5 separate regions of the Homo sapiens genome follow, and all the other regions are linked to region 2. The links are chromatin contacts, found by Hi-C or POLR2A ChIA-PET in ENCODE. All regions are on one chromosome and are shown on one strand. The core of a region is the stretch at or near the end of the contact, and the rest is flanking DNA. Distances in the headings are between cores, read along the strand shown. Region 1 holds the start of HTD2 (hydroxyacyl-thioester dehydratase type 2). Region 2 holds the start of TASOR (transcription activation suppressor). Region 3 holds the start of DENND6A (DENN domain containing 6A). Region 4 holds the start of SLMAP (sarcolemma associated protein). Region 5 holds the start of FLNB (filamin B).

The links. A loop is a pair of places that touch in the nucleus more often than their neighbours do. ChIA-PET counts read pairs that join two places held with the same protein, here RNA polymerase II (POLR2A). Pooled maps may share reads with other maps.
Region 1: a loop to region 2 is called in a map of naive thymus-derived CD4-positive, alpha-beta T cell, with 15 times the contacts of the local background. The contact joins the promoter of HTD2 here to the promoter of TASOR in region 2. A Hi-C loop is called at or near these places in 2 of 168 maps with a recorded cell type or tissue (CD4-positive, alpha-beta memory T cell and naive thymus-derived CD4-positive, alpha-beta T cell) and 5 of 50 pooled maps.
Region 3: a map of B cell shows a loop between it and region 2 (7-fold over the local background). The contact joins the promoter of DENND6A here to the promoter of TASOR in region 2. A Hi-C loop is called at or near these places in 3 of 168 maps with a recorded cell type or tissue (B cell, OCI-LY7 and ascending aorta), 6 of 37 single-sample maps with no recorded cell type and 17 of 50 pooled maps. POLR2A ChIA-PET finds 5 or more read pairs at or near these places in 1 of 52 experiments (activated CD4-positive, alpha-beta T cell).
Region 4: a loop to region 2 is called in a map of naive thymus-derived CD4-positive, alpha-beta T cell, with 5 times the contacts of the local background. The contact joins the promoter of SLMAP here to the promoter of TASOR in region 2. A Hi-C loop is called at or near these places in 1 of 168 maps with a recorded cell type or tissue (naive thymus-derived CD4-positive, alpha-beta T cell), 2 of 37 single-sample maps with no recorded cell type and 17 of 50 pooled maps. POLR2A ChIA-PET finds 5 or more read pairs at or near these places in 2 of 52 experiments (GM12878 and PC-3).
Region 5: a map of CD8-positive, alpha-beta T cell shows a loop between it and region 2 (14-fold over the local background). The contact joins the promoter of FLNB here to the promoter of TASOR in region 2. A Hi-C loop is called at or near these places in 1 of 168 maps with a recorded cell type or tissue (CD8-positive, alpha-beta T cell) and 5 of 50 pooled maps. POLR2A ChIA-PET finds 5 or more read pairs at or near these places in 2 of 52 experiments (WTC11 and activated naive CD8-positive, alpha-beta T cell).

Annotation. Positions count from the first base shown.
Region 1 is chr3:58,305,124-58,307,823 of GRCh38, reverse strand. It overlaps HTD2 (hydroxyacyl-thioester dehydratase type 2), which reads right to left and starts at 1,304. Exons shown (of 5, transcript NM_001348712.2): 1 at 1,173-1,304. RPP14 (ribonuclease P/MRP subunit p14) reads right to left here and starts at 1,579. Exons shown (of 6, transcript NM_007042.6): 1 at 1,407-1,579. RefSeq lists enhancers at 1,014-1,143, 1,264-1,523, 1,714-1,793.
Region 2 is chr3:56,681,815-56,684,711 of GRCh38, reverse strand. TASOR (transcription activation suppressor) reads left to right here and starts at 1,447. Exons shown (of 24, transcript NM_001365635.2): 1 at 1,447-2,036. The coding sequence starts at 1,706. RefSeq lists a silencer at 1,315-1,614 and enhancers at 1,755-1,924, 2,345-2,464, 1,672-2,616.
Region 3 is chr3:57,691,689-57,694,410 of GRCh38, reverse strand. It overlaps DENND6A (DENN domain containing 6A), which reads left to right and starts at 1,334. Exons shown (of 20, transcript NM_152678.3): 1 at 1,334-1,629. The coding sequence starts at 1,393. It overlaps DENND6A-DT (DENND6A divergent transcript), which reads right to left and starts at 1,206. Exons shown (of 2, transcript NR_135550.1): 1 at 1,069-1,206; 2 at 1-595. RefSeq lists silencers at 1,335-1,434, 1,545-1,784 and an enhancer at 1,506-2,006.
Region 4 is chr3:57,754,952-57,757,651 of GRCh38, reverse strand. It overlaps SLMAP (sarcolemma associated protein), which reads right to left and starts at 1,343. Exons shown (of 25, transcript NM_001377540.1): 1 at 1,310-1,343; 2 at 1-1,104. RefSeq lists a silencer at 606-885 and enhancers at 433-1,334, 1,256-1,435, 1,466-1,745, 1,335-2,237.
Region 5 is chr3:58,007,001-58,009,881 of GRCh38, reverse strand. It overlaps FLNB (filamin B), which reads right to left and starts at 1,460. Exons shown (of 46, transcript NM_001457.4): 1 at 1,026-1,460. The coding sequence starts at 1,317.

The DNA.
Region 1 (2,700 bases), core at 55-2,554, 1.6 Mb before region 2:
ATTAAAGGAGAGGATACCTGGGAAATTATTTTGTACAGACTGGTATTAAATATATTCACCAGGCTCTCCACAGATGTGGGCTCACGAAGTTACTGTCATCGTCATCTTTAAAGTCAGTCTTGTTGTTTGTTTTGAGATGGAGTCTCACTCTGTCGCCCAGGCTGGAGTGCTTTGGGTCGAAGCAATTCTCGCTCCTCAGTCTCCTGAGTAGCTGGGATTACAGGCGTACGTCATCACGCCCAGCTAACTTTTGTATTTTTAGTACAAATGGGGTTTCGCCATGTTGGCCCAGGCTGGTCTCGAACTCCTGGCGTCAAGTGATCCGCCGACCTCGGCCCCCTCAAAGTGCTGGGATTACAGGCATGAGCCACCGCGCCCGGCCTAGAGTCAGCCTTTTTTAGTGGCTGCGCAGGGATGCTCCTAATCTGACCTATTAGTAATAAATCTGATTCTCCCTACTCCCCCGCTTCTCCATCCCTACGGCGGCCAGTGAGTCTATTAACATCTACTCAAGCTACATCATTCCTCTGCTCAAAATCTTGCTATGGTTCCCGTTTTATCCAGAGTAAGGCCAAAGTCCTTAGAGCAGCCTGCAAGGCTCTGCCTCACCTGCAGGACTGCTCCCTCTACACCTCTGACTTCATGTCCTGCCATTCTCCCTCCGCTCAATCCCCGCCACCACACAGGCCTAGCCTAGCTCTTTCTCACGCGCCAGTCTCGCTCCCACCGCTGGGCCTCGGCTCTAGCTTTTCCCCATGCTGGGAAAGATCTTCCTCCAGGCAGCCACCGGACTCACACCCTTGCCCCCTTCCTGGCTTAGCTCAAATCTCAATCGGGTTGGCCCAGTGCCCTTCTCGGCTAACACCGCACCCCACCCCCATGCCCCGTCCCTGCTTTCTTCTTCGTAGCATTTGCCTTTTTCTATGACAATTATGTAACTCGTTTATCTTTATCTGTACTTCCCCTCCCCACCCCAACAAAAGTCCACTCCAAGAATCTTGCTATCTTGTTCACTGCTGTTTCCCAAGGCCCTAAAACACTGGGTCGTGCACAGTGGGCGTGCGACGTACAATTTTTGGACTAAATCAATCACTTTAAAAAGCTCAATATCCTTACTGCTGAGCACTTGGGTGGCTTTCAATATTTTTCAACAACCACTATTTAGCGCTCACCTCGCGCCGGGCGCATGGAGAGCGCTCAGGACACGGTCCCGAAGTCTCGCCCGGGCCTCTCGGCCACGTTCTGCGGCCGAGACCCTACGCGGCGCCGTACAGAGGCCCTCAGCGCCCGGGGTCGGAGAGGACAAGCTACCCAAGGCGCACCGCCCGCCCCGCGCATGCGCCCGGGTCGCGGCCAACTGAGACGGCTCCCAGACAACCGCCGCTCTTTGGAAGGCTTCCACCTACCCACTCTTCGTCGGACTAGCCTGACGCCTGACCAGACTCCTATTCGCCGCAAGGACCCGCCAAGGCTTGGGGCTCCCCGGCAGCAGCCACAGCTGGGCCCGAGAAACTCCTGGTGTCTTTACGTTTGGCTTCTCCTCGTCCCGCCCCACGAAGCGTGACGCCCAGGCGGATATGACGTCACCACGCGGCGTCGTCCTAAGGACCCAGGCGCGAATCCTGATCCGGAGCTGAGAGCGGCCGAGCTCAGCGCCCTCTGGTGTCCACTCCGGGAAAGCCGTGTGTGCAATTTGCTTGGGGTGCGGTTTAGGGCGGGTTTTTTCCGCCTTGGACGGTGCTTCATAGTTATCCATTTCTTCATGCATTCATTCATTCATTCAACAATTTTTTCGTTGTTTTTTTGAGACAGTTTCACTCTGTCGCCCAGGCTGGAGTGCACTGGCGCGATCTGGCTTACTGCTACCTCCGCCTCCAGGGCTCAAGCGATTCTCCCACCTCAGCCTCCTGAGTAGCTAGGACTACAGGTATGCTCCACCATGCCTGGCTAATTTTTGTATTTTTAGTAGAGACGGGGTTTCACCATGTTGGCCAGGCTGGTCTCGAACTCCTCGCCTCAAGTGATCTGCCCACCTTGGCCTCCCAAAGTGCTGGGATTACAGACGTGAGCAACTGCGCCCGAGTCATTCTACACATTTTTTTCATTATATTATAATTTATTTATTGAGATGGAGTCTCGCTCTGTCGCCCAGGCTGGAGTGCAGTGGCGCCATCTTGGCTCACTGCACCCTCCGCCTCCCTTCAAGTGATTCTTCTGCCTCAGCCTCCCAAGTAGCTGGGACTACAGGCATGCACCACCATGCCCAGCTAATTTTTGTATTTTTAGTCGAGACGAGGTTTCACCATGTTGGCCAGCATGGTCTCAATCTCTTGACCTCGTGATCTGTCCACCTCGGCCTCCCAAAGTGTTGGGATTACAGGCGTGAGCCACCGCGCCTGGCCTAATTTTTGTATTTTTAGTAGAGACAGGGTTTCACTATGTTAGCCAAGCAGGTCTCAAACTCCTGACTTCAGGCAATCCACCCACCTCGCCTCCCAAAGTGTTGGGATTACAGACGTGAGCCACCGCGCCCAGCCTACAAAATTATATCTAGCATCTCCTCTCCTCAAGATCTCCTATGTCAAGCACTCCCCAAAGATAGGACCCACTCTCAGTGTCCCTTGTGACTCCCAGCACATAGTAGGTGTTCTATCTAGGCCGTCCTGGAAAGACCCACAAAGTAAAGACTTACTTTGTGCT
Region 2 (2,897 bases), core at 198-2,697:
ATTAGAGGACAAAAGAATCCAACTTTCGTGTTGCCCTTAGGAATGCTCTTTAAGCCTGGGGCTTTATTATGATGATAATTTGGTCTGTAAACTCCTTGGGAGACAGTTTGAGACTAGAGATCTGGGTCTCAAACCTGATCCTGCTGCTTGGCGACCCTCAACAAAATGTCAGCCCTCTGTTGCTTCGTCCATAAAATGAATAAAAGTGCACAGCTGCTGTGAAAATTAGGTCTTAGAGAAGCAGTCAGTGCAGTGCTTAAGTACTTACTCGGAGAGTTAAATAGACCCGGTTTCAAATCTTCGGTTACCATAATTTGTCCAGTGTCTTGCAACGCTTCTTTCAAATTCTGCAAACTAGTATCTACCTCATGTCTGTTGCTGTGAGGATTAAATGGAGACAATGCACGTAAATCACTTGTCCAGTCCGTGTCTAGCACGTAGAAAGCACTCAGTAAATATTGGCTGTACTCACGATAACCCGTGATAGTTTATACTGATAAGGTAGAAACCACTATGTAAAGGGCTCTTAACTATGAAGTTGTTCCCTTTATGGGAGAGCGACGACCTGCTGTGTATTTTTTAATGTGACCGCAAGTTTATTTTTTCTTTAATATACATTTACTATAGGAAAACGTTGATGAACGTTCCAGTGGAAGAAACAGTGGAGTTAGAGGTTTATCAGTGGCCAGATTTTTAACAGAAGTAACCATAGAAAGGGAACAAATGGAGGCCAGGTGCGGTCTCCATGGCGTGTGGTGGGGGGGGGTGCGACTAAAGGAAAAAAATGGGAAAAGTTAACAGCCTCCTCCCCTCAAACTCCCCAGAACCAAATCCTGTTAACACTAGGTTGTTAAGTCCCATCAGAGGATCTCAGGTGAAAGTGCTTGCTGGAGCTGTGACACTGGGTCACACTCTCTGAGATAAAAGAGAAGGCCGGGTGCGAGTAATCTATCATAAAGATACAAGATCCGGTGAGAATAGCAGGTCGCAAAGGCTGTCGAGGCTTTTAGGCTATTACCGCCTAGCCCATTCTTTTATCTCCTCTCCAGGTTTTTGTACACATGCAAATAGTTCATAAAACCGAGATCGTCCCGCATCCACTGCTCTGAAGCCCGTTTGGGCCGAGATAACTCGTGCGCAGAGGAAGGGTTTTGCCCACAAATGGGCGACGCCTGCGCTCCGGAGAAGAGGCCAAGCTAGTCTCCCTCGCCTGCAGCGCGGCGGGGGAATCCCCGGGAACCCGAAGATCGCCAGGGGCCCACGCATTCCGCAGGCCACGGCTGCGGCGTCGAGGTCCTCGCGGGGCGTTGCGGTCGCCCCTTTTGGCGGGCTCGGGCGCCCCGAAACTCCGCCCCCCGGCGCGGTATTTCCGCACTCGCGCAGGCGGGTGCCGCGCTCCCATTGGTGGAGTGGCCCGCGGTGGCCCCGCCCCCTCCCGGCCCCGACGCGCGCACGTTGAGTGGCGGGGGAAGGCAGAAGAACTGCCCGAGGGAGGAGCGGCTCCGAGGACCGGGCAGCGCATTTGGGGTGCCCGCTACAGGGCCCCCCAAGAGGCTGCCAGGTCGGGAGCGCAGCCTGAGGCCACGGGGGGAAGGGGGTGGGTGGGCTGAGAGCAGCTCGGCGGCGAGACTGGCCCGCCGCCCCTTCCCCCCACACCCGTCGACCTTGTGGGCAGAAGCTTCCCAGAGCTCCTTAGGCCGGCGCGATGGCGACTGCTGTGGAGACGGAGGCCTGTCAGCCGACGGATGCGAGTTGGGAAAGTGGCGGCGGCGGAGACGACGAGATGAAGCAGGCGCTTCCGGAGCTTGAGTCCTCCCAACAAAATGGCGGCGGCGGCGGCCTCAACATCGCTGAGCCCAGCGGCGGCGCTGGGCGTGAGGAGAACGCGGGGGCCGAGGCCGCCCAGAGCCTCAGCCACGAGCAGCCTCAGGACTCCTCTGAGGCGGGCGCGGCCGCCCTGCCCAGAGGCCCCGAAGAGCCCGAAAGGCCTGTTAGGAGGAGTTTTCAGATCCCCAGGAAGAGCAGAGAAAAGAAAGGTGGTGCCTCCCCTTCTTCTCAACCCCCTCTCTCTCTCCCCTCCATCTTTTCATTAGAATCTTTCTATCTCCTCTTCCCACACCCATCCGAGATACGTAAACACGCATGCAGCGCCGGCCGCCTCTCCCCTCACCGCCACGGCCGCCCAGCTGCCGCGTTTGGTGCGAGAGAAAGCGGTGGAACCACGCTCCCCTGCTGCCCCTCCCCGCGGAAGTTGGAAGTAGCTCAGGTTTGAAGCTTGTCCGTAAGGCTGCAGCTCCCAGAGAGGAAAGATGGTGCTCGGCGCCCCTCCCTCCCAGCCCCTGAAAGCAGAGAAGCCGTTGTGTCCTCCTAAGGATGCTTCTGAGAAGTCTCGCTATGGAAATAGCCCGTGGCCATGGATTCTGGGGCTTTCTCCAAGGCCATTGCCAATGTTCTGAGGACCATGAGTGCTTCTCCCCGTGGAAATTCTTCAGTTCTGTGTGTCTACTTGAAATGTGCTTGATGTCAGCGTCCTCCCTTATTTAGAAATCTCTATTAGTAGATGTGATCCATGCACACTGCTGTTTTCCATCACACTTCATTTCCATGTAGATTTTTCCCCCTTGTTTTTGAAGCGTTAGATTAAATAGGTTTTTCTCTCTTTAAATTCGAACTTAGTATTGTTTTTCTTATATTTGAAAAGAATGGAAAGGTAGGTTCTTGGAGCAGTAATTTCCCAATGGAAAAAAACTAATGAGAAGTTACCTTATTCTCAAGAGTCACCAACTTGGTCTTCTAGATGGTAGAACTTCAGGTTAAAAAAAAGTCCAGTCTTAGTTTTTGGAACCCATATGGAAACAGTTACATTAATTACTTGTACTTTTAAAAAATCTTAATGC
Region 3 (2,722 bases), core at 85-2,584, 1.0 Mb before region 2:
TCGCGCTCTGTTGCCCAGGCTGGAGTGCAATGGCTGTTCGCAGGCGCGATCATAGCGCGCTGCAGCCTGGAACTCCTGCTCAAGCGATCCTCCTTGAACTTAGCCGGCCTCAGCTTCCCAAGAACCTGGGACTACAGGCGTGACACCTCGCTGGTTTACTCATTTTTCTGTTGAGGTATTATTGTGTGTTTCCTACTTTTACTATGCTATTTATACTCAACATAGTAGGTGCTGAATAAATACTAGTTAGTATCCTGGCTGGTCCAATACTCAGTAAAAACTGATCTCAGAATACGAAGCTGCTTGAGACCAGGCCCTTGCCCCAGTGTTCAGAGATCCACAGGTTGCTGTGGAGGCCAATCTGCCCAACCTGGAGTTCCAGAAAGGTCTGGGGATGTGTGTTGAGTGAGTCACAGACAGCCAAACTAAGAAAGGAGGAGGTGGTAGGGTGGGGAGGCCTTGCTGGAGAAGGAACAGGTGAGTGAATGCACAGATCTCTGAATCAGCAAACTGAATGAGTGAACCGCAAGCCGATATCGGAGTTGTCATACTTGTTGGGCTAGTCATGTAACCTCCAGGACCTCCATTTCCTTATCTGTAAAAAGAAATAAATAGTCTACTTATTTGCGATTATGTGAAGATTCAATAAGGTAATATTTGTAAGTATTCGCACTTGTACTTGGCATATCAACTGGCACAAAGTAAGCGTTCAATGTTAGCCACCGTCACCATTATGCGTTCATATATTTTATTTTTATTTTTTTGAGACGGAATCTCGCTCTGTCGCCCAGGGTAGACAGAATACAGTGGCGCAATCTCAGCTAACTGTAACCTCCTGGGTTCAAGCGATTCTCCTGCCTCAGCCTCCTGAGTAGCTGGGATCACAGGCGCGCTCCACCACGCCTGGCTAATTTTTTCGTATTTTTAGTAGAGACGGGGTTTCACCATGTTGGTCAGGCTGGTCTCGAACTCCTGACCTGATGATCCGCCCGCATCGGCCTCCCAAAATGCTGTGATTACAGGTGTGAACCACCGCGCCCGGCCTACGCTTTCATAATTTAATAATACCTTATAATAATTATGAACTGTGTCATTCCACGAATAATTTATTCCCTGGTCGTTGACTGCGAACGAGGTTGACAAGGATTCATAAACAGCCATTTCAGTCCCAAAGAGCTTTTAGACAAGGAAGCCAGGACCGGCTTCACAATCCGAGACAAGCGGCAGCGTGACGTCCCCACGTCCGCTCCCAGGGTCACGTGACCCGCAGCCCCGCCCGGACTGAGTGGGTCCCCAGCGGCTGCGACAGCAGCGTCTGCGCCTGCGCGGAGGCAAGCGCGCTCTGCGGCGCGGTCCGCTGTGGAGGCGGCGCGAACGGTCAGGGGGCGGCCGATGGCTTTGAGGGGCCCTGCGGGCTTGGGGCCCGGCTCTCGAAGGCCGTTGGACGAAGCGGTGGCAGGGGCCGAGGGCCGCGAGGCGCCGGCCCTTGTGGCGGCGGGAGGCGCGCCAGAGGACGATGAAGAGGACGATGGCCGTGGCCGGGGCCTGCTGCGCTGGGACAGCTTCTCCGCCTGGCTGCACTGCGTGTGTGTGGTGGGCTTCGACCTGGAGCTGGGCCAGGCCGTGGAGGTGAGGCCCGGCCCCGCCCTTTCTCGGCGCTCCTCCCCTGCGCCGGGGCGGCTGCAGCAAAGCCAGCGGCCCGCGGGCTGACCGGCCAGGACCCTGTCCGCGGCGCATCCGGGCGTGGCCAGTCTCCCCTCCCGCGCTCTTTCGGGCTGCGGTCCTACGGCACTTCCCGTGGGAGGATCTTGGGCTGCGGCTAGGGGTGAAAAGTTCTCTCTAGGCCCCTCCTAAATACTTGTTGATGTTCATCCTGTTCTTTCTTTATTTCTTTTAAACGCAGAGTCACAGAATTAACTAAAAGGGTTAGTAGCACCCACCCGGAGAAGCCCGCAGGCAGGATGTTTGTTTGGTACTTTTTCAAGAACAATGCCCATAACAGATGATGAACTCTAGTAGCCGAACTTGCACAACCAAGTTTTAAGGCTCAGATTGTTTTAGTCATTTGCAGTAACTGTTTGAGCGTTTCCCTCAGCCTGAGTCGAAATGCTTATCTCAGCACGCATTTTCTCCCTTTCCTCCTTTTGTGCCTCATTTCTGTTTTTTTTTTTTTTTTTTTTTGAGACGGAGTTTTTGCTCTTGTTGCTCAGGCTGGAGTGCAATGGCGCGATCTTGGCTCACCGCAACCTCTGCCTCCCGGATTCAGGCAATTCTCCTGCCTCAGCCTCCCGAGTAGCTGGGGTTACAGGCATGCGACCATGCCCGGCTAATTTTGTATTTTTAATAGAGACGGGGTTTCTCCATTTTGGTAAGGCTGGTCTCGAACTCCCGACTCAGGTGGTCTGCCCGCCTAGGCCTTCCAAAGTGGTGGGATTACATGCGTGAGCCACCGTGCCCGGCCTCATTTCTGTTATTTTTTTTTATGTTGCCTCTGGAACAGTTGGTGTGAAACTACTGTCAAGATGAATATAGGGAACATCATTTGCTTGTCAATCAGTCAACTTTTCCATTCTTATGTATGGCCCCTTACCGAAAGGCTTTAGAAACATCTATTCTTGACGTTGTTGAAGGTCTTTTTAGCATAAGGAATTGCTTGCTTTCATGTGTCCAAGGAAATTGTTATCAGAAGGGCGTTTGTTTAGACGTTTTGGTTTTGGTTTTT
Region 4 (2,700 bases), core at 94-2,593, 1.1 Mb before region 2:
CGAGGATAGACTGGGGGTGTCTCTCCTACCAGGGACAAAGAGGAGTTCCTCCGGATCCGGACTGCCCTTCACAAGCCTATGCCCCTATCCCACCCAAAATTTTAAATTAACACAAACTGCACATTGTCTAAGCATAACCAGTGAACATCAACTCTTCACTTGGGTGGGAAGACAAGCCAGCGCAAGCCCCATCACCTCCTTTAAAACGCTGCAACGCCGTGATCACAAAAAGTCCCCAACTGGCAGCTTTCAGTCCATCTTCTTCTCTGGGAAGAAAAGGCTCAAACATCGGGCAGCTTCGGCCAAGAAAACTCCTGGAACACAGTTTGGGGACTGGAGGTATCCAAGCAGATGAGTCACACGCCAATTCTTGTGTTTGGTTTGAGATCGCGGCCGCTTTTCCCCCTTGGTGGCGGAAACGTTGCAGCACTGCAGCATGAATGAAGGGTCGGTTCGGCGCGGCCAGGAAAGTCCTTTTGGGCCGAAGGAAGGTGTGGCTGGGCACCTCTGGGCAGCCACCGCCAGTCCTCGCCCGGAGTGAAGGGGCGAGAGGTGACGGAGACGGAGGGGCTCTAGACGGCCGGCGGGACAGTCTGCATCGCCCCTGCTGAGCGGAGGCCGCCCCGGGAAGGGGGACGCGGTCCCCGGCCTGGCACGATCCGAGACGGCGGTGGCTGAGGTTCTCCGCGCGAGGCGTGGAGGCCGGCGGGGCGCGGGCAGTGGCCAAGTCGGGACTCCTGGGCACCTGGCGAGCGTCCCCGCGACCAGGGCGGGGACCCGGCTCCGCAGGCCGGTGCGGACCGAGCGAGGCGCGACACCGGGAGGCTCGAGTTCCCAGGCGGCAGGAAGTTGGTCCCCGGACGCCTAGGCTTCTGGGCCGCCGCTCAGCACATGGGCCGCCTCCCCTCAGGGTCGCCCCCGCGAGGGTCGCATCTCAGGGACGGCAGCCGCAGCTCCCGGCGGACGAGAAGGTGGGGGAGGGAGACTGGCCCGGAGGTTGGGGAGAGGCCTTGAGGCCCCGGGCTGGATCCGCCGCAGCCTCCACCGATCGCGGCCGATGGGGCAAGCTCAAGCTGCGCCCGACGAGGCAGGAAACTTTCCGACCTGGTGGGGAAAACATCAAAACAAACGGCCGTCAGGCGCCTCAGCCCGCCCGCCTCAGCCGTCGCCCCCTCCAGCCAGACCCCCGCCAGCCCACACCGCTAGGCACGACCTCCGCCGACCTCTCCGCAAGCAGGCTACGAGGATTTGGAGCCAGGACGCCACGACGGGTCCTACCTCCCTAGCCGCCACCACCGCCTCAGCTTACCTTGCCAGCGCCGGCCGCCATAGTGACTCTGACTGAAACCTACCCGGTGCACCGCCACGGGAACGCGCACCCTTCAAGGGCCCTCCTACCCCCTCTCCCGCGCCGTAGTCCAGGAATGTCACGTGAACGACGCCACGGAAGCCGTGTTGGTAGAGGGCAGAAAAAAGGGCAAGGTAATTTTTAACGGGCCTCCAGGCGCCATCTTAGTTAAGGGCTGGAAGCTTCAAACCTCGGGACAACCTTAACGACCATTTTGGTTAAGGGCAAGAACAATTTGCGCCGTAGAAGGTTTTTCAAACAAACAGTGCCACCTTCTTATTTTATCTACTTAGCAAGGGGGTGCCAACTTTTACTAAATTTTATTCTGTTTAATTCTCGATGAAAATACTAGCGAGCAAAAGAACAGACCCAGCCAAAGGAGATGGTCATTAGCAGCCATCTTAGCTGTGGGCAACACAGTCACCCGCAGCTACCTTAAGTGTGAGCCGCCAAACTCCCTGAAGTCTTAGGATTTGTGCACCTAACAGAAGGACCATTCTCCCCTCTGCTAAATTCGTTATGTTTTCTTCCCGGAAAAAAAAAATCTTAGTTCCCGCATTCCATTTCGAATGACAGTCTTTCTCACTGAACCTATTATGTGCCCCCAGGGCTCCTGCGCGGATTCTTCCACAGAAGGAGCGTCCAGAAAGTTTAAAATCATGTTTCTTCCAAAGAGAGATTGAATAATTTCCAAAGTGAAAAAAGAGGGTATTTCCCCCACTTACAATATCAAGATGAGGAGTCATTGGTCTAAAGAAGGAAGACTTTGCAAGGGCTAAATGAAAACTTTAAGAAAAAATAGTGAGAAGGAGACTTACTCATTTAGAATCAAAGGTGACTTCATTCTTCAGATTCCTGCAATAACAGGCTCCACCACTGTGTGACCTTAAGCAAGTTTCTAAACTTTTTCAAGCCTCTTTTTTCTCATGGATGACATGTTAATAATAGTTAATTCACTTGATGTGGTGAGACTTCAAAATGTTAATCCATGTTGTTCAATAAAGAGTAGCAATTAGGCCGGGCGCGGTGGCTCACGCCTGTAATCCCAGCACTTTGGGGGGGCCGAGGCAGGCGGATCACCTGAGGTCGGGAGTTTGAGACCAGCCTGACCAACATGGAGAAACCCCGTCTCTACTAAAAATACATAATTAGCCGGGCGTGGTGGCGCATGCCTGTAATCCCAGCTACTTGGGAGGCTGAGGCAGGAGAATCACTTGAACCCGGGAGGCGGAGGTTGCGGTGAGCCAAGATCGCGCCATTGCAGTCCAGCCTGGGCAACAAGAGTGAAACTGTCTCTCCAAAAAAAAAAAAAAAAAGAAAGAAAGAAAGAAAAAGTAGCAGTTATTCATCTC
Region 5 (2,881 bases), core at 211-2,710, 1.3 Mb before region 2:
AGGGAGACTTCATCCTTATTCTTCCTCCCCAGACCAGAAGGCCCAGTCCAGCAAGAGACACCAATTCCCTCCCTCCTTTCAGGAAGACCCTGGTGTAGGTTTGGGAGAGGAGAGGAAAACAAAGCCTCCTTCTAACTGTTGCCCACTTCCTTCAGTTCTCAGCTGGGCCCTACTTGCTGACCTTGGACAGGTCAATTAACCCTCCGGACCCCCTTATCTGTAAAATGGGTCTAGCCTCACCCCAGATGGCAGGATGCGTAGGGACGGAGATAACTTAGAAGGCTGACGGTACACAGTGGACGCTAGTTGGGCTCCCTACAAGACAGCAATTACTGTTACCACCACCATCTCTAAATTATAACTTCGGCAGCAAGGAGTGGGTTCAACCTGCGGCGCGCGGCCAGAGCTGAGCTGGGAGCAGAGAGAGCGAGGACACACACCCGCGCCTACCCTTGCAACCTCGGGGCCCACACCCATTCCAGCGACGGCAGGGGAAGGTACCAGGTCTCTGTCTCCACCTGGGCAGGGAGGCCCCAGGCGCAGAGAACGGTTCCTCCTCAGGTCTCACGGCCCGGCCTCCGAGCCAACGCCCATTCAGCTGCCTCTGAGAGCACCAACCTGGGCGCAGCAGGGAGAGCACTCCGCGGAGCATCTGACCCTAGGGCCCGCCCCCGGGGACAGCGAACGAGGGTTTCTAGTCCCCTAGCTCCCATAGGGGCGCCCCAGGTGTAGAGAAATGCAACAACTCCACCTCTCCTCCTGTGACCCCAGCCCAAACCCTCAACCCTTAGCCAGCCAAAGGTGCACTGCTGGGGCGGATGGCGGGGAGCGATCACAACAGGTCCCATCCCAGGGGAAGACACCGGGGAGGGGGTCTAGGCCCCCTATAACCCACCCCTGGGGACGACTCCCCCTTATCTCCGAGGTGGGGGCGCGCTGCGGGAAATCCTCGCCCTCCGCAGGGGTGCACGCGCGGGGGCGGGTCGGCACCACAGTGGGCGCCTGGGCCCGGCCAGAGAACTCACCGATGGACACGAGCTTGATGCTCTCACGGTCCAGGAACTCGAGCGCCACGGACACATTCTCGAGCTGCATCTGGCGAAAGGTGGGCCGCTGATGGTACTTGCGGTACATGCGCTTCTGGCTGAGCACCTCGAGCAGCGCGATGAGCCGCAGCCCGTCGCTCAGGTCGGTCTGCAGGTTGCCGATGCGTTTGTTCACGCACTTGAGGTGCTCGTTGCACCAGCGTGTGAACGTGTTCTGCTGGATCTTCTTCCAAGGCGCGTCCTCAGCTAGATCCTTCTCGGTTACCGGCATCCTGGTGGCGGGGAGAGCGCAATGCGCAACGAGCTGCCGGGGACTGGTGTTTGGAGGCCCAAGGGCCGAAGGAGCGAGAACCGAAGCGGAGCGGGAGCGGGGTTCGAACTTGCTGCTACCGGAGCCACGGCCGGTGCTGCTCTGCGGCCGCCCGCCCCTGGCCGCGCGAGGCGCCTGGCCCCGCGCCTGCGCGCTGAGCCGCCCCGCCCCCAAGCCCCGCCCCGTCCCGACCCTCCCGCGGGAGTTCCTGGGCCACGCTCGCCTCCTGCCGCCTGCCGCAGGCACTGCGCCCCACTGCGTCCTGGGACCCGCGCTCGAAGCCCACCACCCCAGCAGGATGTAGGGCTGCCTGAATCACCCGGTCAGCCCCGGGGTGGGGGGACCCGCGGGGGCTGGGAGCCGGACAGAATGGGTCGGGCCTCAGTGGGACTTGCGGGAGGGGCGCGCGGGGCGGAGGTCTTCATCCACATATAGATTGAATAAAATTCAGTAAGGGCTTTTATTGAGCTCCGCCTGTGTACCAGCCATTCTTCTCAGAGCCTGCTAACCAGTAGTAAATCAGACAAACGTATTGCACAACCTCAAGGAGTTCACACAGCCTAATGGAAGAGAAAAGTGTAATTCCACCATAACCAACAGCCCAGTAGTGGTGGTAAAAATGAACAATAAGGCTTGTTGCATGTCTTAGTTTCCAGTTACTGCTGTAACAAGTTACCAAAACTTAGTGTCTTTGAAAACACACACCCACAAATGTATTATCCTTCAGTTCTGTAGGTTCGATGGCCCACACAGGTCTTGCTGAGCTAAAAACAAAGTGTTGGCAGGATGCATTCCCTTCTGGAGGCTGTAGGGAAGAATCTGTTTCCTTGTGTTTTCTAACTTCCAGAAGCTGCCTGCGCGCCTGACTCCTGCCCCTTTTCTCTGTGAAAGCCTGCAATGGGCTGGGCACAATGGCTCACACCTGTAATCCCAGCACTTTGGGAGGCCAAGGTGGGTGGATCACCTGAGGTCAGGAGTTCGAGACCAGCCTGGCCAACATGGTAAAACCCCATCTCTACTTAAAATACAAAAATTAGCCAGGTGTGGTGGCGCGTACCTGTAATCCCAGCTACTGGGAAGGCTGAGATAGGAGAATCGCTTGAACCTGGGAGGCAGAGGTTACAGTGAGCTGAGATGGTGCCATTGCACTCCAGCCTGGGCGACAGAGCAAAACTCCGTCTCAAAAAAAAAAAAAAAAAAAAAAAAAACAGAAAAGCAAGCCTGCAATGTCAGGTGGAGTCTCTCAGACCTCAGACAGTCCTCTCTCCATAGGCACATCTTCCTTTTTTTTTTTTTTCCTGCGATGGAGTCTTACTCCGTTGCCCAGGCTAGAGTCCAGTGGTGCAATCTCGGCTCACTGCAACCTCCTCCTCCTGGGTTCAAGCAATTCTCTTGCCTCAACCTCCTGAGTGGCTGGGATTACAGGCACCCGCCACCACGCTCCGCTAATTTTTGTATTTTTAATAGAGACGGGCTTTCACCATGTTGGCCAGGCTGGTCTTGAACTCCTGACCTCAAGCGATCC